2 separate regions of the Mus musculus genome follow, and region 1 is linked to region 2. A link is a loop called in an ENCODE intact Hi-C map of the cell type or tissue named here. Cell type or tissue: heart. All regions are shown on one strand. Each heading gives the region's core, and the rest is flanking DNA. Links, peaks and the distances in the headings are about the cores only.

Evidence for each region. Peaks named below come from ENCODE experiments on the same cell type or tissue, not always from the same donor. Only the 100,000 strongest peaks of a DNase experiment are listed, where the experiment ranks them.
Region 1: a loop joins it to region 2, with 2.7 times the contacts of the local background. A loop is called at or near these places in 2 of 42 quality-filtered maps.

Annotation. Positions count from the first base shown.
Region 1 is chr9:85,320,977-85,333,164 of GRCm38, reverse strand. It overlaps Tent5a (terminal nucleotidyltransferase 5A), which reads left to right and starts at 6,015. Exons shown (of 3, transcript NM_001160379.1): 1 at 6,015-6,122; 2 at 6,360-6,906; 3 at 7,932-12,188. The coding sequence starts at 6,397. The coding sequence ends at 8,708. In heart, for the core only: no CTCF peak of the experiment used is centred there; DNase peaks (open chromatin) are centred at 4,624, 5,734, 6,474 and 8,514; H3K4me3 peaks cover 4,241 bases; H3K27ac peaks cover 3,562 bases.
Region 2 is chr9:84,088,658-84,100,845 of GRCm38, reverse strand. The region is part of intron 9 of Bckdhb (branched chain ketoacid dehydrogenase E1, beta polypeptide); the gene reads right to left. Among named protein-coding and RNA genes, the nearest start is that of Gm46124, 70 kb to the right of the region's middle. In heart, for the core only: no CTCF peak of the experiment used is centred there; a DNase peak (open chromatin) is centred at 6,495.

The sequences.
Region 1 (12,188 bases), core at 1,570-9,569, 1.2 Mb before region 2:
ACCCCTTAGTGCACTTATAATAAGAGACTCAGCAACCCAATAGTGAAGATGTAGCCAAGTCAGAGGACCACGTGAGTAGCTAGAGAGTCCTTCTAAAAGTAAACGAGCATTCCTGGCTTTAAATCTACACAAATATAGAACTCTACAACGAGGCTGCTATGGGAGATTGTGCAACCTTAATTCTTCTATGACTAGTCGTACAAACAAGGCAGAAATCACCCAGTCTATCCTCACTTGTACTCATTAGAAGCAGCAGAGTAGTTCTTGAAGACACAATGATGTACTTTAGAGGGATAAGGGTCACACGTTTTTAAATGATACTTGTTATCATTTTAATGACAGCTATTGGTCACCATGATGGTTTGAACAAGAGATGTTCCCCGGAGTCTTCAACGTTTGTATACTTGGACCTCCATGGAGACTTACGTGCTCCAGCTTTGCTGGAGGAATTCACTGTAAAATGCCTCACCTATATCCAGTTTGCTCTTTCTGGTTTGTGCTCACAATTCGAGGGTATGGTCACTTGCTTCCTGCACCGGCCACCATTTCTGCTGGTTGCCATACCTTTTCATCATCATGATGGTCTCATAACCCTCTAGAACCACAAGCCAAAATAAATCCGCCCTTCTATAATTTTTTTGTCATGATACTTTTATTACAACTACAGAAAACAACTAATAAAGTTACTAATAACATATTAAGCAATAACTTGTAACATTATTTTTGAAATAGCTTAGAAATGTTATATCCTGGGATGTTGCTAGTCTTTGAAACATGTATTTCCTTGAAGAAAACAATAAAAATCTTTTGTTTTTTACAAGCACCTGTAAGTTTTCTTAGAAACAGTTCCTCTGGACATTTTAACTTCTACATAGAATGATGTGATAAGTTGCTATGGAGCCACTGCTCACTGGGGAGCAAAGAGGTCTCAGGAAATCTGTGAGATGACACCTGTGTCCATGATTGGAAAGGAAGCTGTCACCTAACTGGTTGTCACCAATTACTGAGATTTGTCCTCTGAATGAGGCGGATGGTCAGAGCTCACATCCCAGATCCTAGTATTCTTCTGCCAACACTGCAGTGTGCTTCCACAGGCTTGCCATGGTTGGTGGAAATGGTCAAAGGATAGATGCAGCAAAAGTTGGAGGGTCATGAAGAGAAGAAGCTGGTGTGGAAAGAGAACAACATAGTTATGGGAGGAAGGCTGGACAGAGGGCTGTGAAGATAGAAGTTAAAGATGTAACTGGTTCTCTGGACTCTTCTTTCTCCTCTCCTTCTGGCTATGAGCTTGGGGAACTGTTTCCTGTTTGTTTACTTCTTATCTTCAGAAGCCATCTTTGGGAAGATATGAATCAGAGAGAACAAGAAGAGAGAACTGACTCCGTTAGCTACTAGTGTTCTTGGGCCATCTCCAAACCTCCCACTGTGTTTCCTTTTGTGAGAGTTTTCTGCAAACTTCCCCATTGAAGCTGCTGGCTTGCTAGTTCTCCATGACTGCAGAGGTCATTGTCCGGGCTTGGGGGGGGGGGAGTCACCCCCATCAGTTCAGTCAGTTTGGCTCTTAGCAGTGGATTCAAGATTAAACATGTGTGCTCCCAATGCTATGTCAGAATGAACATCTACTACTTGGAAAGAAATAGAGAAAGTACAACTCCAGGTTAATTCCAAGCTTAAAAAGATTATCAGAAGGCAGGGAGAATGCCAACCCATAGGATGCAAGAGACTCCCAGACAGATGGATGGGTGTGCCAAGGCTCTGCCACCTCTCTAAGACACTTGACCTTCCAATGCCTTACTTCCCAATCTGGGTAATAGGGATATAAAATGCAAAGCTGTGGTTTGGGGAGAACCTAGTTCAAGAAATAACATATTTAAAATATTGAGCATAGCTGGGCATGGTGGCACACACCTTTAATCCCAGCACTCGGGAGGCAGAGGCAGGCAGATTTCTGAGTTCGAGGCCAGCCTGGTCTACAAAGTGAGTTCCAGGACAGTCAGGGCTATACAGAGAAACCCTGTCTCGAAAAACAACAACAACAACAACAACAACAACAACAACAACAACAAAACAACAACAACAACAACAACAACAACAACAAAAAACAACAAAAAAATTGAGCATACTGTGTGGTGCACACTAGCATATTTAATATTAAGGCCAAAATTGGACTTTCTCTTACTGTGCGCTAAATCTGGATTGATTGTTACTATAAGTTGCAAATCAAGAACAACTAGTTATAAATGATATGTTTTCCTCAAAGATCTCTACTAGGCTTTCCATTTAAAAAATTCAGATAAAGATATTTTGCTTTCCCAAGAAGTAGTCTAAATACATGATTTCAGTTTTGTGGTGGCTTTAGTATTTCCAGAATTTTTTCAATCACTTGAATCTCTCTTCCCATGCCACCCCCCATCTGTGTGTGTGTGTGTGTGTGTGTGTGTGTGTGTGTGTGTGTGTGCAGCATACGTGAGTGTATATTACGGGGCATGTGGAAACGCTTGGTTCCTTTGGAGCTGGAGTTAAGGTTATTGTGAGCTGCCTGACATGGGTATTGTTAACCAAGCTGGGAGTGTGGGGGGTGTCCTCTACAAGAGCAGTAGGTGCCTTTAAATACTGAACTGTCTCTCCAGCTCCTTGTGGTGGCTTTAGCCTTATCCTATTGCCATTGGTCTTTCTTCTCTTTCATTTTCAAGGGGAAAGACTAAATTACCAAATAAGCCCAGAAGCTAAAGCCTCCTATCCTTTCTCCAAACATCAAGTCCATGTGAATCTAATCCCAGAATAGCCATGCTATGAAGTGTCTTGGCTGTGAATGTTCTGGGAAACACAGAGTTTCTTATTTAGTACTTCCATTGGCCGTCCACAGAAAGCAAGTGGGTGCTCACAACTGCAAACTTTGCAGTTTCGTGTAAGGACGGCTGCAGTTTTCCAGAATATAAATATTACCTCGTTTTGACGACAGAAGAGGAGCAATGAAGAACATATGCTTCCATTCAGCAGTGTGTAACCCGTAGCTTTTCTATGCAGCAGGCATATATTAATCCAATAATTCAATTGCCTTCCTTGGCACAGCCAAGAGTGAGTTGCCCCAGATGTCCCAGTCTGGGAGGCAGGCAGGAGGGTCTAGTTAAGCCTGGCAGTGTGGAATGCTCTGTTATTAAGGAAGTGTTATCCACAAAGAACTGCCAGCTAGAGGAAATGGTGTGTTCCCCACCATGGCCAGTGGCTGGGACTCTTCTTTTCCCTAGCACGTGGTATGGCACAGTAGGCCTGTCTCAGCCAAGACTCCTGTTCTTGGGAGAGATCTTGGGAGCAGCTGTGCAAAGAAGGGAGCCCATTCTTGAGGGGGGGAGTGGTGTCTCCCCACTTAGAGAATAGGATGCAACTGCCCAAGAAGTGGAAAGGTAGAAGCTCTGGCTGGGCCCTCTTGTCAGGATCCCCGCCCTGGCAACTTTCTAAAGCAGTTGAGTCTTCAGCCTCCTAGGACACATCGCACGTGTGAGTAAGGAGCTAGTCTGCTCACAGGCTACTCTATTTTCCAGCTTCATTTTCCTCAGGCTTTTTGATGGAAGCTTAAAACGCTGTACAAAGTAATGAGAGTGGGGCTGAACTATTGCTTTTTTTTTTATATAAAGGCAATGTATTTAATATATGACCAGCCACTTTGACGTTATTTTAAGAAGACTCAAAATTATCAGCCTTTGAAGAAAATCATTCCTGGTACTTTATCAAGAAAATATTTTTTATTCTCTCTCTGTCTCTCTCTCTCTTTCTCGTTAAATTCAGAGAGAGCTACGTAAACACTCTATCTTTGAGCTTTATTGAGAGTATTCTCGCCGGGAGGTGGTGGCGCACGCCTTTAATCCCAGCACTTGGGAGACAGAGGCAGGCAGATTTCTGAGTTCGAGGTCATCCTGGTCTACAAAGTGAGTTCCAGGACAGCCAGGGATATACAGAGAAAGCCTGTCTCAAAAACCAAAAAAAAAAAAAGGAAGAAAGAAGAGTATTCTCCTCTCTTACTTGTCCCCCTTGCTGCAGGTGCTTGCCTCAGTGTCCCCCCCCCCCCAAGACGGAAGAACTAAGCCACTGACATCTCTTAGGGCGAGAGCATTCACAGTCAAACGAGTGTTCAAGGCCTGAGCCCATCACGATCATTACCTCTTAATCCCTTTATTTCCAACCCCCTATGGCCCCTTTCTTGGCCTGAAGGCTGTAAGGTGTGTAGAAGAGCTCAGGGTGGAGGTGGTGGCTCACAGATGTAATCACATCACTCCAGAAGAGGTTGATTTTTAGGTCAGTCTGAGCTATATAGCTAGACTGTCACATGCAAGCTCATGTGAGATTGTCGTACACACAGAGGCACGCGAGCACATATACACAGACAATTTCATATATACAAAATGTGTTGCTAGGTAGCATTCATGGTTGGACATGTCCTGAAAGGAAGCAGTGGGATTTGAGAACAAGGTTGGGATCCAAGTCTCCTTTTCATCGCTCAATCCAATTTGGCCTAGGTTCGGCCTATGCTAAGAAAGCCTGGCTTCTAGTTTCTCCATTTTGTGGACTCACAGCTCCACGGGGCACCAGCAGGGGGCGGCGTTGTCACGCAGCTAGATTTGCGTGGGCGACACCCCTGCATCCCATCCCTCAACTCAGGTTGGGCTTCTAGACCAGGGCTCCCTAAATTCAGAGGCTGATTCTCTGAAGTTGTCTAGGGTCATGGGGGTAATGGCTGTTCATCTCAGGGCCTCTCCTCTCTACCCTGACTGCCTCGTTCGGCTCACAGCCTCTACCTGGATCAAGGACTGCAAAGCATTACTTTGAACGGAGGCAGCAGCGGGGCGGCGGAGGAAGTGGACAAGCGAAAGCAGGGAGCTTTCTAGCAAACAGTGCGGTGCCAGAGCGCAGAGATAACCTTTTCCAACCCTTAAGCACTCCACTGGCGACTGAAGCTGGAGGGGGAGAAACTTCTCGTCTTTTAAATTTGCCCTTAATGGCCGGTAAGAAGCCAGAGCCTACTTTGATCATTGACGTTTTATCCGCTTAAGAACTGAGAACCTTAGAGGCTGCGAGGAACGCGCTTCTCCCAAGTCTGAGCCGAAGGACCGCCACCCTGGCGGCCGCTTTTCGTGCACTGCTGGGGTTGCGCTCCGAGACCCCGCGGGTTGGCCGCGAGCCCGCGGAGCTGTGTGATAGGAGACGCGCGCCTGCCCAGCTCGCGGGCAGCAGCTGGACGCGCACTCAGGCTGGCTGGCTGGTACCGGACTCCCCACCCCACCCCCACCCCCCCACCAGCACTTCTCGAGGTTTCGAGAATCGAAACTCAGTTCTCAGCAAACCCTCCCCCTCCCTCACAGAGACTGACGTGCGTGACCAGTTGCCTCTGGAGACCACACTTGGCCCAGGGTCCAGAGTGGAATCGGCGGTCTAGCCACAAACGGACACTGTTGAGGGAACCTCCAGGAGACCCAGTTACGCGGCAATGACGCGCTCCACCCGGCCAGAAGGCTAGGCTTGGGAAGTTTCTATAGTTGCGTGATTTTTAACCCTGATCCGGTTTTGATGGCCATCTATCACATTTGAGGCAAAGTGTCTCCTCTTTAGGGGTGTGTGTGTGCGCGCGCGCGTGTGTGGACGTGCAGAAATGGATAAATCTACACGTAGGAGCCACAGGCATCTGTCTGTGCTCATAGCCAGGGGCTGCGCACCCTGGCCTAGCTCCAGCAGCTCTGAGCTCCGGCGACTGTCCACCCAGCGCTGGGGGCGGTGCTCTATGCAAATGAGAGGGTGTGGCGAGCGCTGCGCGCTGGGGCCCCGGAAGCGCGGAGAAGCCCGGTATAAAAAAAGTACTGAAGACATTTCCCCCCGCACAACTGCTAAAGCTCCAGAGACGCGAGTGTGCGCGGTGGCATCGGCGGCGTCGAGAGCCGCCACCTCCGAGACCACCGCAGCGGGGGCGCGGGCGGGGCGCGGGCAAGGGGCGGGAACGCTCAGGGCGCGGCGGGGGTCGGCGCGGAGAAGTCGCGGGCCGCTGCCGGGAGCGCACTCGCAGCTCCTGCGAAGTGTGTCCGCCTCGCGGTTCCTCGCTCGCCTGCGCTCCTAGAAGGGGCGGCCGCCTCCAGGTGACACAGACGGGACTCTCGCTTGTGCTTTCCAGATGCATCAGAGATACTTTTGGTGCGGGGCTGCTCTGCGGGGCGCGGCGCGCGGCTGGGCATTGGGGTCGGTGAGGGTTGGGGGAGGAGGGCTACTATGGGCGTCACGATCGGGGAGGGGAAGCCCAGGCCCCTCGGCGGGACCCCTGTCCCCTCACCCGCACACCTCTCTGCCGCTCCCCTAAATCCACTCTTTCCTCTTAGGACTGACCAAGGCCAAGTGGCTTTCGGAGGGCACTACATGGCCGAGGGCGAAGGGTACTTTGCCATGGCAGAGGACGAGCTGACCGGCGGCCCTTACATCCCCCTGGGTGGTGACTTCGGCGGCGGCGGCAGCAGCTTCGGCGACCGCTGCTCGGACTATTGCGAAAGCCCCACGGCGCACTGCAATGTGCTGAACTGGGAGCAAGTGCAGCGGTTGGACGGCATTCTGAGCGAGACCATCCCGATCCACGGGCGCGGCAACTTCCCCACGCTCGAGCTGCAGCCAAGCCTGATTGTGAAGGTGGTGAGGAGGCGCCTGGAAGAGAAGGGCATAGGTGTCCGCGACGTGCGCCTCAACGGCTCAGCCGCCAGTCACGTCCTGCACCAGGACAGTGGCCTAGGCTACAAGGACCTGGACCTCATCTTCTGCGCTGACCTGCGTGGGGAAGAGGAGTTTCAGACTGTGAAGGACGTCGTTCTGGATTGCCTGTTAGACTTCTTGCCCGAAGGGGTGAACAAGGAGAAGATCACACCGCTCACTCTCAAGGTAAAGCCACCTGATGGGCTTGGGCAGAGCAGGGGTGGGGAGAAAGCAAGCCCAGCTTGCCTTGACTGCCGTCAGTATGGCCATAGTGAGTTCGTTTATTTATTTTTTTATTATTTTTTTTTCACGAGCGCACTAATGCGCGTGAGTGGTGTGGAGTGTTTTAGTTTCCTGGGAGATCCAGCGCCACAACTCTGTGCTTCCTCCTCTGCGTTTCCTTCTCTTCCTTCTCTCTATGGTTTAACTCTTGACTTTCCTTGCTGGACTCTTGTCCAGAGTATAACGTGATTGGTGGAAGGATGGAATGATGTAAATAATTTTTTTGAGTCATCTTGTAATCTAGACTTTGGGAAAAATAGCAGCCTGAAGCAGAACTGAGTCAATGGTTTTTATTATATTGGAAAATGTGAATCGATCCATACTCCACTGACTTCGGCGTTTAAGATATTTGATGCTTTTCCCTGTTAATTCACAGAGTCGAGGGTGTAATAGTGTGCCCCTCCCCTTCGGTTTAGGTGGCGTTTTGTATAATTAATTAAAGTTGTCTGAAGGCAATTTAGTTCCTCTTTGGCTGTAACTGTAGAGTGTCGCTGGAGGGACACACTCGACTGATAAGATTGATTGCCTAAGGGGGAGGAGAACGGGGTGGTTGGAGACCAGGCTGAGAGAGGCCAACTCACGACACTGTCTGTCTCTCTGTGGATACTGGGTGAATATTGTGCCCATTAGACCATCTTCAAAAAATAACATTTGAACTCAGACATGACAATAGAACGTCTTAGTATGCTGCTGTGTCTGCCAAAAGCCTCAAACTATTACTTCTAGTCTCTTTCCCAGACGGCAAAACTACTCGTTAAATGTATTTTTTCCCCTGTTTTCCGAAGACCGTTTAAGCTCGTAGGTAGTGTTTTGCTGAAACTTAACAAAACAAACAGGAAGGAGCAAAATAATTCTCAGCAAAGCAGCTGAGACACATTTATTGTTCCTTTACCAGCTTTGTTCATTTCCTTGTTTCTTTTACATCGTAGGAGGCTTATGTGCAGAAAATGGTTAAAGTGTGCAATGATTCTGACCGGTGGAGCCTTATATCCCTGTCAAACAACAGTGGCAAAAATGTGGAGCTGAAGTTTGTGGATTCCCTGCGGAGGCAGTTTGAATTCAGTGTAGATTCTTTTCAAATCAAATTAGACTCTCTTCTCCTCTTTTACGAGTGTTCAGAGAACCCGATGACTGAGACATTTCACCCCACCATCATCGGTGAGAGTGTCTATGGTGATTTCCACGAAGCCTTTGATCACCTTTGCAACAAGATCATTGCCACCAGGAACCCAGAGGAAATAAGAGGGGGAGGCCTGCTTAAGTACTGCAATCTCTTAGTGCGGGGCTTCAGGCCTGCCTCCGAGGAGATCAAGACCCTCCAGAGGTACATGTGTTCCCGGTTTTTTATTGACTTCTCAGACATCGGAGAGCAGCAGAGAAAGCTGGAGTCCTACTTGCAGAACCACTTCGTGGGCTTGGAAGACCGCAAGTATGACTATCTCATGACCCTTCATGGAGTGGTAAACGAGAGTACGGTGTGCCTGATGGGACATGAAAGGAGGCAGACTTTAAACCTTATCACCATGCTGGCAATCCGGGTGCTAGCTGACCAAAATGTCATTCCTAATGTGGCTAATGTCACTTGCTATTACCAGCCGGCCCCCTATGTTGCAGATGCTAACTTTAGCAATTACTACATTGCACAAGTTCAGCCCGTGTTCACATGCCAGCAGCAGACATACTCTACTTGGTTACCCTGCAACTAAGAATGTTTAAAAAATGTCCCATGGGGAAGCCATTTCAAGTAAGACAGGGGGGAAAAAAAGAAAGAAAGAGAGAAAGAAAAAAAAAGAAAGGAAGAAAAATTATGACACAACACCAAAAAGGGAAGTGACCCAGTCCTAATTAGGGATGTGTTTAGTGCACGGAGGACTTGCTCCTGATTTTAAAGTTGGCAATGCTTTTGGATCTTTCCATCAGTACAGGAGCAGGATCTCAACTGTCACCCTCCCTAGCCACCCACCTCACCTATGGTCTCTACCCAATTGGATGGTATCTTGAAACAAACGAGGCCTGTTGGTAAAAAGCAGCCAGATTCTCCCAAAATAACAAGAGAATTTTAAAAAAGGAAAAAAAAAAAGGCTTGATTTTGACAATATGGGTTTGCAGTAGCTACTCCCATAGCTCTGCCATAGGGAAGAGAATGGTGGACAAACTTTTCAGATGGCATTCACAAATGGGAAACCACAGAGGAGGAAAGCCTTGCCTATCACACGAGGAGGTCAGAAAGTAACAGGGGAAAGCAGGGCTACTATACTAGAAGGTATTACCGTCTGTTTTGAAGCAAGTGCTCTCTTTGGAATGATCCTGTTTTCCTCAGAGAAACAGCTCAATCCAAACCAACAGTCCAAACCGACCAACAGTCAGTCGATGCTGTCCTCGTAACAAACAGCAGAACTTAAGGATGACACGACCCGTTAATTCCAGCTTCGTGCGTAGCTTGCGTTTTTTTTAATTATTATTATTATTTTAAATGTGAAGACGCAAGCAAAAAACAGCTGTAGCCAAGAAAACATGCTCAAGGACCAAAGATTTAACAGATAAAAATTCCCAAGCAGAAGAGATAGAATAGGATATATAAAGAGTTACTATATTTGTTACACACCAATACACATCAAAGTGCCTGTTGCTTTCAGAAGATTTGAAGTGGAAAAGGTTATTTTATGGTTTAATAATTATTTTATTTTATCAGGGACTCAAGAAAAAAAAATAAAACAACATATAAGCTTGTGAATGGTGGAGGAAATGCCCTATTTTTTTTTTTTTTTTTGGCAAATACCTATATAAAGTTGATATTGTTTGGTGTGATGTTATCATAGGTACGTATATATTGTTTGTGTGTATACACACACACATATATGTGATATGTATGTATGTATATATACACACACTACTTTGTCTATGATCTAAAATAATGTATCAAATAGGAAAAATTTAAATATAGTGCTTTTTATGTTTTTGGTAGGATCTTAGAAGACATGGGCAAACTGCAATGATGACTTAAAACCCATAAAAAAATAAGACAAGTGGAGGTAAATGAGTAATATATTTGTAGGAAAAGCAGAGATTACACATTTATAGTGAGTTTTTTCTTATTTTCAGTGAGCCAGAGAACTTCACAAATGGAAGAATATTTGGTAGCATACTTTTTAATTGACTTACTTGACATTTTGAGAGTCTGAACCCCTCCCCCTTAAATAAATGGAATCACATACCTTCAAGGCTTAGAACTTGTGGATCATGGACCAGAGATAGGATAACTAAATCCATAAACTGCGGAAAAAAAATTCTGGAACCTGAACACTACTTCCTAATATTTAAATGAAAATACAAATGAGTGCATTCTACATTTTGGACCACTAGAATTTAATAAATGTGAAATGACCATTTTTAAAGAGTATTTGCACAATTACATAAAGTTTATATATAGGATATCTATATTATATATACATATATATACATTTTATAAATTTATCCGATATGAAATATGTTTGATCTGGTTGTCACACTGCATAGAAATATGTAGTACTGCACCTTAAATTAAATCACGTTGTATTCGCTCAAACCCAGCTTTAGTTTTCTCTCCCAGGAGACCATTTGTGTACCTTTGTGTCGTGAACTGATATTTTCATGTTCAGCGACAGCTAAACTTAACTCCTGTCCCAGCTCTGTAGACCTTGATCTCTGAAAAATAACATTTCAAAAAAATGAAACAAATGCATTAAAAACCTTCCCTTATTGTTGTGAAACAATCACACAGTCCCCTGGAACCTTAGTGAATGACTGCTAGGTATGGTCATTCCTTTGCAGAGCCAGTCAGTGACAGAGATGCTAGGGTGAATGTAACTCTCTCACCTTGGCAATGAATGATGTTATCTCAGCATCTCTCAGCTTCTGCTGGACAGATTAGTCCAGGTTCATCTGTCTGGACCACCCTTCTGTGCATCTGTATCTGAAGCCTTAACAGCAACCAGATTGGCTCTGATTGGACAGCTTCCCTGAGAATCCTCACTAAGCTGCCACAGCCCCCAACACTGCCACTCTCTTTTATAAGGAACTGATCTTACTCCCATGGTGGTCCAGTTTTCCCCTTCACTGCCCTGCATTTGAAAAATCATACACAAAGTCCCAGGAAACCTTGTTCAGCTTGCAGCTGAAGTCTGGAACTCACCTATCAGAAACCACAGTCCAGCCCACTTAGCTCTCCTGCAAGTTCCCCTGGACTGCTGGGGCGGGGGACAGAGGCTTTTCTGGTGACCTGGTTTCTGCTCATGCTAACTCTGCAAATATGAGTTGTCCACTGTTTTGAAAAGTCTGGAGATCTTGGGCTCTGCCATAGTAGCAGCCTGCTGTTAACTGACAGCACAGGTTTTTGTTTGAAGGGGCCTTATTAGAAAATAATGTTTATCATTTACTTTCTCAAGTATTTTCTATTCCTTGCTTGCTTACTTAGCTGCAAGCTAAGTCAAAAGAACTTAGTCAAAAGAACCAGCACGCAACATTCAGATAGAACAGGCTGTGTTCAAGGCAACTTTTGGCATTTACTTTAACCCTTATATAATTTATTTCTATTTTGTGCATACTATAGTCCTGTGCATATGTAGTTGAACATGCAAGGGAATATGTGTCTCTCTTTGTGGATGTGTGGCCTAAAATTCTGAATGTCAGAGCAAAGGACAGCTCTCTCTGCATCTAATCAGTGCCCACGGTTTGTTTGCTCTTGTGTTTGTCTGGCCTAGTGTACTGTTACTTTGAAACAGGGAGAAGTCTTGCCTTCTGAAGGTTCTTCTCACGTGTCCAGTCTGGCATGTCAGAGAACACTTAGCCTGTGACTGTGTCCTTTTACAAAGTTTACTTCATCTGCAGTAAATTCAACTGCCTCAAGAACTCTTACAGGGGGATGGACTTTCCAAAGTTGAACGGAGCGCTTGCGCTCTTTGGTATAGTTAGGCTGTTTTGACCTGGGTCCAAAAAAGCACAAGGATGGGCAGAATACTCAATCCAATCAGGAAGTGAAATGAAAAGTGAACATACTGTTTTTGCCACCCCTTCTGTTTGCTGTCGTTGGTTGCTTTACTGTGCATATCCTTGTTTTAATGCAATGCTTGTTAAATAAATATTGTGAACTATTTTGTAAATGAAATGTATTATGTTAAAAGCTGTCAGCAGCTGTCAAAAATAAGCTT
Region 2 (12,188 bases), core at 2,750-10,749:
TTTTTAGGCAGGAGTCCTGGACAGTATCTGAGAGGAAGAAGCTAGGTGAGAGAAGAAACGAAAACAATGGCATTTTTGTTCTTTGTTTCTGACTATGGATACCAGGTGACTTGCTGCTTGAATCCCTGCCTTGATTTCTCAGGAATGATGCACTGGGACAAACCAATCCTTTCCTTTCCTAGCTTGCTTCTTTTGGTCAAGGTGTTCATCAAAGCCAAAGAAATAAAACCAGGACAGGGGAATACATTAAGGAGACAATGTCAAAAAAAGGTCTACTCTTAAAGTTTTATGGAGTTATGAAAAAATAAACAAATGTAAGCATATTAATGAAAAACTATATGTCTGTTTAAGTTTTAAAAAGCTACTGAGGGTTGGCTACAGAGCCCCCACCAAGCTCACAAAGAGCCCCCACCAAGCTCACAAAGGAATCCAACATCATGACATGTTGGCACCTGCCGATGTTAATGTCCAAGTGGTTAAATTACCCATTCCACAAGTGTCCAGCTCAGACTACCCTCCCTCCCAAGAAGTGTGGCTGCATACACAGAGAGAGATTATAGAAACTTGTGGGGAGAATTCAAGTTATGTGTATCCATGGTGGACATCACTGACCCTTCACAGCGCTCTTCCCAAGTCAAGTGTTTTCTTACATGGACCCTTCGGCAGCTCATCAAAAGGAGAACATGGGCTGTTCATAAAGTCTACCTGTCAGCCTTTGATAGATTCTACCATGAGCTTGTCTGTAGTCTCTCCTTCCCCAGCCTGAAACCTGCTTGCTCAGGGGTGGAGCTTCCTGCTCATTCGTTCTGCCACGCCCACTGCTGGAACCTGCGGAGCCACACACGTGCACCTTTCTACTGGACCAGAGATTATTCGGCGGGAATCGGGTCCCCTCCCCTTCCTTCATAACTAGTGTCGCAACAATAAAATTTGAGCCTTGATCAGAGTAACTGTCTTGGCTACATTCTTTTCTCTCGCCACCTAGCCCCTCTTCTCTTCCAGGTTTCCAAAATGCCTTTCCAGGCTAAAACCCAGGTTGTGGTCTGCTGGCCGGACACAACACTTGTCTAGGTGGCAATAGCATGGCCTTTCTAAGTCATTTTAATTGGATTATTTTTCATTTGACAATTTAGGTGTGCTGAGTCAGGGGTGCCTGACTCATAAAGAAAACATTCAACTTTAGTAATATTGAAAACCTAATCTCAGTCAAAACTAATATCCTTTGTAGAAGCTAATTTTGCAGGCCTATTTACATGACCACTGTTTCACATGTATGCATATAAAAAGATATTCATTAACATTATAAAGCAGGAAGACAATAAGAACACATGCCCCATCATTCACTGTCATCAACAAAACAAAAATCTAAATAGCAAATATCGTATCAAACTTGGTATAGAAAGTGGGGTGTATTCTTACTCTTAATGATTTCCTCAAAGTTCAATTTATTCTTGTTCTATGAAAAATATTAAATCTGATAAAATGTCCTTTATTCATTTGAGACTAATGTGTAAATGCTCTTATCTGCTGCGTTTAAAGTTTAATATTACTTGCACGTAGCGATGCTTATACAAAAATGCTTCCTAGCTCATTGAAGATTTGGAAGCAGATACAACATGTGGCTGAGAAGTCAGCCTTGAAAAGAGCAGATGGTTTATTATGTTCCAAAGTATTTTTAAAAGAATTACTTTACACCGTTTTAATTAGAGTATAAGTTTTCTTTGGTGATCGTTCTCTAAATTATCTCATCAGATTTACAAACAATACATATGGAAAAAGACAACATGAATTTTATGTGACATAAACACTAAAATTTATCTTGATAGGAAACTGAATTCTTATACTCTCACACCTCAAAGTTGTAGCCACCTGATTTCCCTCACACATTTACTTCTGGTATGCTGCACAGTTCCCTGAGCATCCAGAGTCAACTCTGCAGGCATAAGAGGCAAAAGCTGCCTTGGACCAAGAAATCTGCTTTATATAATCACAGTGGAAACACGGTGAACAACTGGAGAAAGCAAGTGATATTTAACGGCGATGAAACAGTCTAACACCTGAATGCCCTCTGTATGGGGCTCTCTGACTCTTCAAAGCCCATAATAAATTCACTGAGGAAAAAACTATCAATGGGTAAACTGGGAATTATAGTAAAGAATACTGCACACGGCCACATACCCAGTGAGGATCAACTGGAATTCTGATTGTGTTATCAGTTCCTTCCAGAACTAAGAACTGGGAAGAAACCTACAAGTTATGTCATATTCTTTTAAATATCAAAAACCTCACCGGGAAAAGTATATTCCACGAAGATTCTCTGAAAGTTGAAAGCTTACATATCTAGAAAGGCTATTGTTTTTCAGCTGGTTAATGTCCTGAGTCCGTGCAAAGACCCTTAAGCTTTTTAAGACCTATGCTTCCACTAAAACATACACCAAGTATGTGTATACTTGTTCAAATACATACTTATTCATGCACATCCATCTGGTAGATAGTAATGATTAATTTCATGTCTGTCTCCTAGGTAGATGGCTACAAACCTGAGGGCACAGGCCCCATCATTTAAACTACTGATTGTATGTCTTGTAGACATAAATGAGAAACTGAAAACAATTTAGACATAAATGAGTAACAATTTCTTCTGGTTTTAAGAGCTCCACACTGATCACTGGAGTTCCACAGCCACGGAGCACATACAATACACATGGAGATTTAAGGAACTGAGGATTGAGGGGAAAAACTCACTGGTTTATGGAGGACCACAGAGGGAAGAACTTAGAGGCCTGTAAATCCATTCTGCAGTTAGCTGGGAAACCCAACTCTAGACATCAAGGTTTTATGCCTTGAAAGTAATTCTATCTTGGGCACACCATCATGAGGAAGAATAGCTTATCTTATTCAAGTCTCTAGACTCACATGGCCTGAGGAAAAATAACGTGAGGAAAGAAAACTTCGGGCAGAGGATTTGCCTGGCAACAGCCTGACAACAGTCTTTCCCTATGAGCACATTGCCTTACAAGACAAACAGTGACTGTGAAGGCTTAACTAACATTAGGGGTTGTGACGTGGGAATAGCAGCTTAGATCATGCAGGTAAGTTCAATACAATCTTAAGACCTTAAAATTGAAAACGATTTATCCAGCTGTGAGCAGGAAGCAGGAGACCTGACTATAGCAGAAGGTTCAAGAACACAACCTTACTGTTTTGTAAGATAGACAAGGAGTCATGACCACAGGCAAAGGGAACACTATTGTTATCAATACTGTGCCTTTAGCCTACAGTCATATATTAGACTCCAGTCTTGCAGACTTATAAGAAAATAAATTTGTATTGGATTGAGCGACTAAATTTGTGTTTTATTAGGCTGCTAAATTTGTCACGGTGTATTCAGGCAGCAATAGGAAACTTGTACGGACATCTGTATCCTAGAGCAAGGCTACCCCTTAAGGGTGAAGGAGAGAAACTACAGACGCCCTAAGTGAAAGTCATTAGAAAAGTCAAGAGAGACCACATCTGACCCCAATGAGCAAATCCAAATAAAACAGCGATGGACGAGGCTGATAGGGCCAGCCCTTTTGTCTCTGGAGAAACAACCCTCTAGTTGTAAACCCCACCCCAAGATTCTGTCCTGAGAAGACTATTGAGAGCCAACTCGGAGCATCTAAGGACAGGCAGAGTAAGAGTGACACAGCTGAGTGCTCCTTGATGGCACCTTCTCTCAGCTGCTACCCGAGGTCCACAGAATCTGTGCACTAAACAAGGTCATCCTCAAAACCCTTAGCCAACTCCTGAGCCCACATGCAGACAGCAAGGAAAAAGCAGCTAGCAACTGAGAGAAGGAAATAAAAAATGATGGGCTTTCTCCCTCCCAAACTGACACAGAAAGCAAAAGTCAAGGCGGAAGGTCATGTGCCTTCCAAGAAGCCAATGGGACGCACCTTGCATTCATGATTTTCCATTAACTAGAGCGTTACTAATAAACGGTATTAACACATGTATTGTCCCATCAAGTACTCACTTGGTACAAGCTTCCCAGCTATGAGGAAGCAACCTTCTGAAAGAAAAGAGCGTATTCTCTAAACTTGTGAAGACCTGGGGTTAAAGTCCAGGTAAAGGGGAGGAAAGTTGGTAGCAAAATGCAAACGCGGGAAACCAGCAGACCGCACTGAAGTTCTGCGGGCTGCGCTGTCACGTGATATGGAACAGCGGTTGATTCTCACGTACACACTAAATCATTACAGTTTAAGGAAAATCTGAGATAAGAATATAAGTATAGCTTCAATACTGAAGGTGATCAGGCTGCCAATTAAAAAGGAACTTACTGGGCTTTGCAAATGTTTTAACATCTGTTTCATGATTTAACTGTCAAGCTAAATTACGCTAAACTTGAAATTACACTACCTATGGAAAGCCGCCAGCTACCTCCACTCTCCAGAATCTGCAACTCACTGCGCATGAAGGAAATCTTAGAAACTACTGGAGTCTGACAACACGCTTGACGGCAGAGATGGCCCACACGGGTACTTTCACTTTTTAAAATGCTCCAGTGTGATTTTTCTTTACGGACCAGTTCATGCTTTCACTTATGGTGTTATCAGGAAGGAAAATGATGTTTCATTCAATCTATGCTTTCTATATCGTAGGTGCTCTATATTTATTTAAACAATTTATTCTTTACATTGTCCCAATAAAGAACTATAAACAGGATACCACTATTTGTACTTCAACTAAAATTACCCAAATTTAATATTATACAGTATTTAGATATAATATTTTAATAAAATCAAAGATGAGGCATGACAGCATGAGACAAAATATCCTCTGAATAGCTCCAATATTCAAATTGATTCTCAATCGTCTGTGCTGTTAATAATAGACAAGAGTTTTAACATAAAGAAATACGGGTGTTATACGATAATGGCTGATATAAAGTTATGCTACTTCATTTGAGTTAAATTATGCATGTATGCATATATGCATGTATGTTTATAACAATAAAAAATCATTGAGTAAGAAACTCTACCACAGAAGTTTCCCCCATTTAATCTGAGGAATAATATTTAAAAATCTACGTACAAACGAAGCAGTGTGACATAATGACTGGTGTTACTTTTATGCGATATGAGAGGAAAGCACACTTAGGTGCCCTGACGGTGAACACTTAGTGACCTCATCTCTGCTGAGGCTTACAGTCCTGAAATAGTTAACTAGTCAGGCGCAGTGTCAAAGCTACTTCCAAATAATGGAATATTATACCCGCTAAACGATTTTGGACAAAATTAGCATATGTAATTATGCTCATAATACGCAGAAAACGAAACACATACAGCACAATCAAGATTACAAAACTGAAGTGTTACACACAAACAAACATGCAGGCATTGAGAGGAGGAGGAAAAATTAACCCCACGGTGCTCTGTGCATCTAGCTCATAAATAACATGGGTATGTGCTTTTAAAAAATTATTATTAAAAATAGTTCATTGAGGACAATGTCCATCTTTCAGCTTGAGCCCTTTGAAGTATTTTGGATTTGAAAAACTGTAACTAGATTGATCAAATTGTAAAATGGTTTGTAAATTTACTTAAGGAAGGATTTTTATATTTAGGTTTTTTTTTTAATTTTAACTCATTAGGTCAAGAATTCAAAACATATCTAGACATAGCTCCATGGATGAATTTTTTTTTAATTTATTAACTTTTTTGTTTAAGTGATTTACATACAAATAAAAATTTTTCCTCCAATATGAAATGTGTGCTTCACATTCTGCTAAAAGGAATGAGAAAACAATATTTAACATATCAACTTGGCCATGTACAGCACACTTCATAAAAAAACAAATATGCCTTAAGTAAATACTATGCATCCTATGTTCTCAATAACGGCTGGATAGATTCTATAATTCTGTTGCCTTTCAATGATGTTCTTGCTATGTTCTACAAGATCTTTTTTAAGCCAACAAAGAACGCACCTGAAGATCATTAAGTTTTAATTTACTAAACTGAAAATGTAAGCTCTTTCAAGGGGATATATATGAAAAATAGGTAACAGAGAATCTCTAGCCCTAAAAGCAAAAGTGCTGGCTGAGAGACTGGGTGAGTGCAGCTTTGGGGTAGGAATAAAGGAGATATAAGCTCACTACATCACTATTATTTGACAGTGTGCTGGGGATTCTGCAAATATTATCGCATGGTCCATTAGGTATGACCATCTCTCTTTTAGAGATAAAGAAACCAAGATGAAATACAAAATACCTCAAAAGAAGACCCCGTGTGAAATAATAACTTCTAACCCTAGAACAACGGAATAAAACTGATTTCCCCAATGCCATTACATTTCTGAGAGAGAAAAGCTGGATGTGGAAACTACTTCTCAGATTGAGAGCACATCTCCGACTGCACTAGAGTTATGTAATTTAACTGGCAGGAGAGGCTGGGAAGATCAGGGCTCTGCAGCAAGCCCAGAAAAGTGGTTTCGCCACTGGGCTGGGCTGGGCTGGGCTGGAGCCTGGCTGCATGAACGCTCTGGAAAGCGGCCTTCACCTCCCAGGAACACGCTGTGGTTTTCTTGTATCAGTTGCTCATCAATTCTCAGTAAGCCTCATACCCAGTATCCCAAAGACTTGGGCATGAAGCCAAGCCGCAGGAAGGAGCCAGGGTCAGGATAAAGGCATGAGAGCAGGGATGGCTTATTCCAATCCATAGCATGTGACTCATGGCAAAGTCAAAGCTGAACCTCCTCTGCCTACTTTATCCTTTCCTTAAAATTTCCAGATCATTTGCCATGAAATGGTAGTATTCCATCAACATATACATACATGGTCACAGCGTTTACTAAATAATTGCATTTTCTATGAAAGGCTGGTCTATCTAGACAACCACTGTTTTTTGTATCCATTTTTATTCGTCTCTCAAATTGTAAAGAGAATTCTATATTCTCAATGGAGCCTTCAGGCACTACCATCTATGTAAACTGTACAGTTGACAAACTTTGTACCGGTGAATCATTCTTCGGTAGTTGTGTTTAAAATATCTCTAGAGCAAACTGTCATTTCTCTGCAAAGACAAGCTCATGGCTCTATTCCTGGTGTTCAGTTTCTACTGGTTAAATAAATCTGCTATTTTTTTTAACACTTAAGGTACAATTAAAGCTAATGCAAAGTATTATAAGAAAATAACACAAGAAGAAAATTATTTTGAGCAACAAGACCATGCAAAGGAATAACAATAACAACAACATCATTATACCTAATATTTACTGTGCAATGAATGGCAGGCGATGTTCTGTAAGCTTTAAGCAGGTTGATTCATTTAATCTTAATAACTACATGCAAGGGTCACTAAGGTTTTCCTGATTTTCTGATGAGGAAATGGAAGCAGAGATTAAATAGCCGACAGTCACCAGCAGCTTCAGGACAGAATGGGCATTGAATCTAACCAGCCAGCTCTAGAGCTACTGTTCTAACACCTAGAAGCGAAGCTTCTCTTCTCACAATCCCTGATGACAGTGGTCCAAGATGGCAAGAGGAAGAGGTTAAAAGTAGCAGTGAAATCGAATAACTTGGCTAGGTGTCCTGGTTCTGTAGGTACGGAGCTGAGCAGATGTGGTCATGGCAGTAATGTGTGCGGAGTCAGATGAGGAACACAGAGTCCTCCCATACTCTTGCTGCAGGCTGTTCCTTCTTCGTTGTGCAACAGAAAATTTCTTTGGCGTCGCTTGACTATTTAGGGCCCTTACTTCTAAAACACTTAGAATCCACTGGAAACTCAAGAAAGGGATGGCAAGTGGCTCAGAGATTAAAGGGACTTGCCACCAAGCCAGATGACCTGAGTTCGAGACCCCAGAAACCCACATGGTGAAAGGACAGAACTGCAAGCTGGTGTTTGGCCATGGTTCATGTGGCACACACATAAATACAGGTGAAAAATGAAAGCAAAAAAAAAGAGAATGATAAGAAATTATTTGTAAGAAAAACAGGCAAAGATCTGTTTGCAGTGGGAATGATTCTAGAGATAAAACAGACAATAAATAGCATATTATACTGATGAGTTCCCAACCTATGAACTTCCTTATGAATCATTTAAAAATTATTTTTTAGTGTTTTTCCCTAAACGTCTCAAATGAATTTTTTAAGCATTATCCCCATCTCCTATTGTTGCTACTATAAATAAGACTTATGTTTTGGCAAATAGAAATTTTTCAAGTTTTATTTGGCAATTATAACAACATCATTAAAGTCTCTGCTTAAATTTCTGTGTCAATAAATAACACTTTTTTTTTTTTCATTTCTCCTATCCTTGTAGGTTTTCAATCCTTCCTTGTGTTCATGCGCTGGAGAGGGAGGGCATCTAACATGGCAACAAATAGCATTAAATGAGTCCTAATTTTAAAAGCCAATCCTTTCAACATTTTGCCATTACATATGTTTTTGTAATCGATCTTTGGTAGGTAACAGGTACCAACCAAGTTGCTAATCTGCTAGGAGAGGTTTCGCTCTGACACTGTTAACTGTTTAAGATTACAGAGCAAAACACCATGCATTCATATTTTGATTCTCTCTCCTCGAAGCCAGCTACTCTAACAACTTTTAATCATATGTTACTTAACGTAAACCCACCTGTCACTCCTAGATCAGTTCAGCTTGACCTTGAACAGCCCAAGATTCAGTTTGTTACATATTCACTTCTGTTTGTGGAGAAGGTTTGTCTACCCTTGAATGTTCTTAAATTGGCATTGTCAGGGTCTGTTAGGCTAACTTCATAATTCAATTTAAACTTGGTAAAATGAAATGGCTCAAATTCTCAGTTCTCTTTTAGGACAGTTTACAAACCAGCTTTGGCAGCCAGTGGAACCTAACAATAACAGTCAGTTGGGTCTATTTCTACCTTCAAGGGAAGACAAGCTACAAGCCCAAGATCATAGATGCTAGATGAAGATTTGGGATTTTTGTTTTTGTTTTTTCACTGAGTCAATTTTGATATTTCTTACTTTGCTTACAAAAAAAAAAAAGTCAGACCTTCACAATTGGCATATATGAAATTAAAATCCTCAGTTTAGAGGACATTAAAAGAGAATACATACATTGCATATTAACTAAATCAAGTCCAAAAATCCAAATCATAAATAAAGCAATGGTGAGAAAGATACTAAGGAATTTTACCTTGCTCTAATTCTAGAGATGATAACAAGATACATAGAGCAAGTCTACACAGAGCAAGCACCTTTCATAAGAATGCCTGAGAGAATTTATGAAAATACTGACATTCTCTTAGCGTGTAGGCTTCCTCATATTCTGTTGACATGATTCTGAGGGATATCTATATCATTATGACAGTAATTATTTTTGAATTACTCTCCCATAGACTTTCTTATTTTCAGCAAAATGTTGACTATTTCTAACTCTTGGTTCTCTCTAACACTCCTTTTGCTCATTTAAAACAATCTTTAATTCTGCTTCTTTTTTTCCCATTAAATCACAATTGTAATTTTAGGGTGACATTGGTCAAACTGACTAAAGCTATGATACTAAATGCATGTCTCGCTGTACACATCAACATTATCTCTGAGTCATACACACACACACACACACACACACACACGTATCTTCTTCCTTCTCCCCTCATTCAACAGCACATCTCTTCCCCCAAAAGCACTTTCTGAAAGAGATGTGGGGCAGAGAAAGCATCCCTGGGAAGTTTGACTCAAGACTGTGCACAGAGCCTTTTCTCATACTCCTTGGGGGCATCCTCTGCATTCAACGTTATATGCTAGAGATACGTTCATTTACCTTAAACAGTCATTGATAATCCTAGAAGAAATTCCCTACTTGCTGTTTTTCCTTAGAACACCATAAGGAATTTACAACACAAAGCTTAAACTTGCTTAAAACTTCCTAAAATGCAGCTGACCTCAGACACCAGCTATCTTTAAGTAAAATGGCATCTGTTTATCTTTACAACCCAGATCAACCCAAGCTATGGCCATATGGTGCTGTCAGAGCTCAGCAAAGGTACCGACTTCAAGGTGACTCTTAAGCCCAGAACAATGCAAATGACCTCTCAGATAATTACATGTTAAAGGCTTGTAAAAACAATTCTAGAAGCACGTATGTAAGGATATGTGGGCAGTGGTAGGAGGAGAAGAGACATTTCTTTCTTTGATTAGGAGCAGTGAAAAGGAAAGAGTTATGGGATGGCGTCTCAGAGGCATTCACATGTGGCGTTAGACTGTATCCAATTTTCTTGAGCTGTCACGAGGCCATGTACAATTTTCCCTTTGACATCTGAGAAGTTCTTATCACTTCCTTCATGACGGTTTGGGAGGAAGAGAGGAGGAGCGGACTCCCCTGAGATACCAGCCAAGGCACGTAGCATCATCTAAGAACAGTTCCATCTACACTCTGCTCCCATTAATGCAAGAGTGGCTGATAAAATAAATAATAATAAAGGTTACACAAAACAAACAATGTCAGGGAGAGGGGAATAGAATGAAAACCTGAGAATGCAGAATCATACGTGAGGAGTTTCCCACTGCTGCTGCCTGGAGATTCCAAATAGTAGCTTCAGCTACCAATTGACACTACTCACAATTCATGCAAATAAAACTACCTTTAGTGAAACCAAAGACCTTCGACACTCGAGTGGGAGGCCATCGTGGACAAAGGAGAGGTTGGTACAGAAGACCACTTGCACTCCCAGTTCTGCTACAGCAACCACCCAACCGAGAAACAAACACAGACACAGCCCTTCTAAAACATTATCACAATAAAGATCTGTCTCTGCGAAGTTTCTGCCTCTATGTCTCGATAGTGAGAAAAATATTAAAAGAGAGAACATGGCATTATCTTGTGTTATATACTCCTATTTTATCTTTAATGTTTACTTTGAATGATTTATTCATTTCCTCCAGAACATAAGTAAAAGCTTTGAAAGAAATAAAATAGTGTTCGAGTCCCCTGTGCTATACCTCTGGTTATTCAGCCATGGTGTATCTGAGCACTAGGAAATACCAGCTGTATGGTGAATTCCAGACCAAACCCTCCACACACAGAACTCACCACAGATACACTGCCTCAGGTCAGAAGTCAGACAGCACCAGCTTTAAGAACTGAGTACTAAGAAGGCAGGCTCTCAAACTTCTACTGCCACAGTATAGGTGTTTGCTGCTATTGACAATAAATTGTACTAAATGACAGTAAAACTCCTTCATATTTGTACTTATTAAAATGGATCAAGATTATAAAACACCCTTTATATTAGTTGATCATTTTGTAATCCTTGGAAAGTTACTTTGCTGCTTAAACAAAACAAACACAAAGATTATTCAGCTAAAGGTTATGTAAAATATTGTCCTTCCTGTCAATAACACTTAGATAAACTTAAGTGACTGAAGAGCCATCACACGATTAATTCCAGTGTTCTGAACATAATACACATGCTGACAAATATTTAATAGAAATATCTTTCAACTTTGAAGGAAGCTAGCATATCTTTTCTTTTTATAAAAGACAGATTTCAGAGCAATTTGGCTATCTAGAATTACAAGGCCATAGTTAAATTCAGCTACATACTTGCAGTGTGAATTTTGGTCAAGTTGTAAACCCTTTCTGTACTTAATCATTTTACCTGTGGAGGTGACAGTAGTTCCTATTTCATAATATTGTTTGGGACTGCAGCTTTAACAGTACTGATAATAAAATAATCTAGGTAAAGAGCCTAGAGTCTAATGAGTGATAGTGCTGGCTATGTGTCCTTCTGTGCAGTTAAACTCATTTGGTCTCCATCTTCCTTAAACAGCGCACTGGCAAATCAGTAACTTGTGGTTTGAAAGAGAAATAAAGCAACAAAGTGGTTTTTTGTTTGTTTTGTTTTGTTTTGTTTTCTCGAGACAGGGTTTCTCTATATAGCTCTGGCTGTCCTGGAACTCACTTTGTAGACCAGGCTGGCTTCGAACTCAGAAATCCACCTGCCTCTGCCTCCTGAGTACTGGGATTAAAGGCGTGCGCCACCATGACTGGCTGCAAGAAAGTTTTTAAAGAAAAATCAAAACTGTACTCTTTGCCTTAGGGTTTTAAAAACATGAACTTTTGCTAGATCAAGTAGTGAAGCATTCTCAGGCCCTCTTCTCAGGGCAGGGTGTGCCTGGGCAGTGCTTTCTGGGACAAGCACCTAAGTGGATCTTGTCCCACG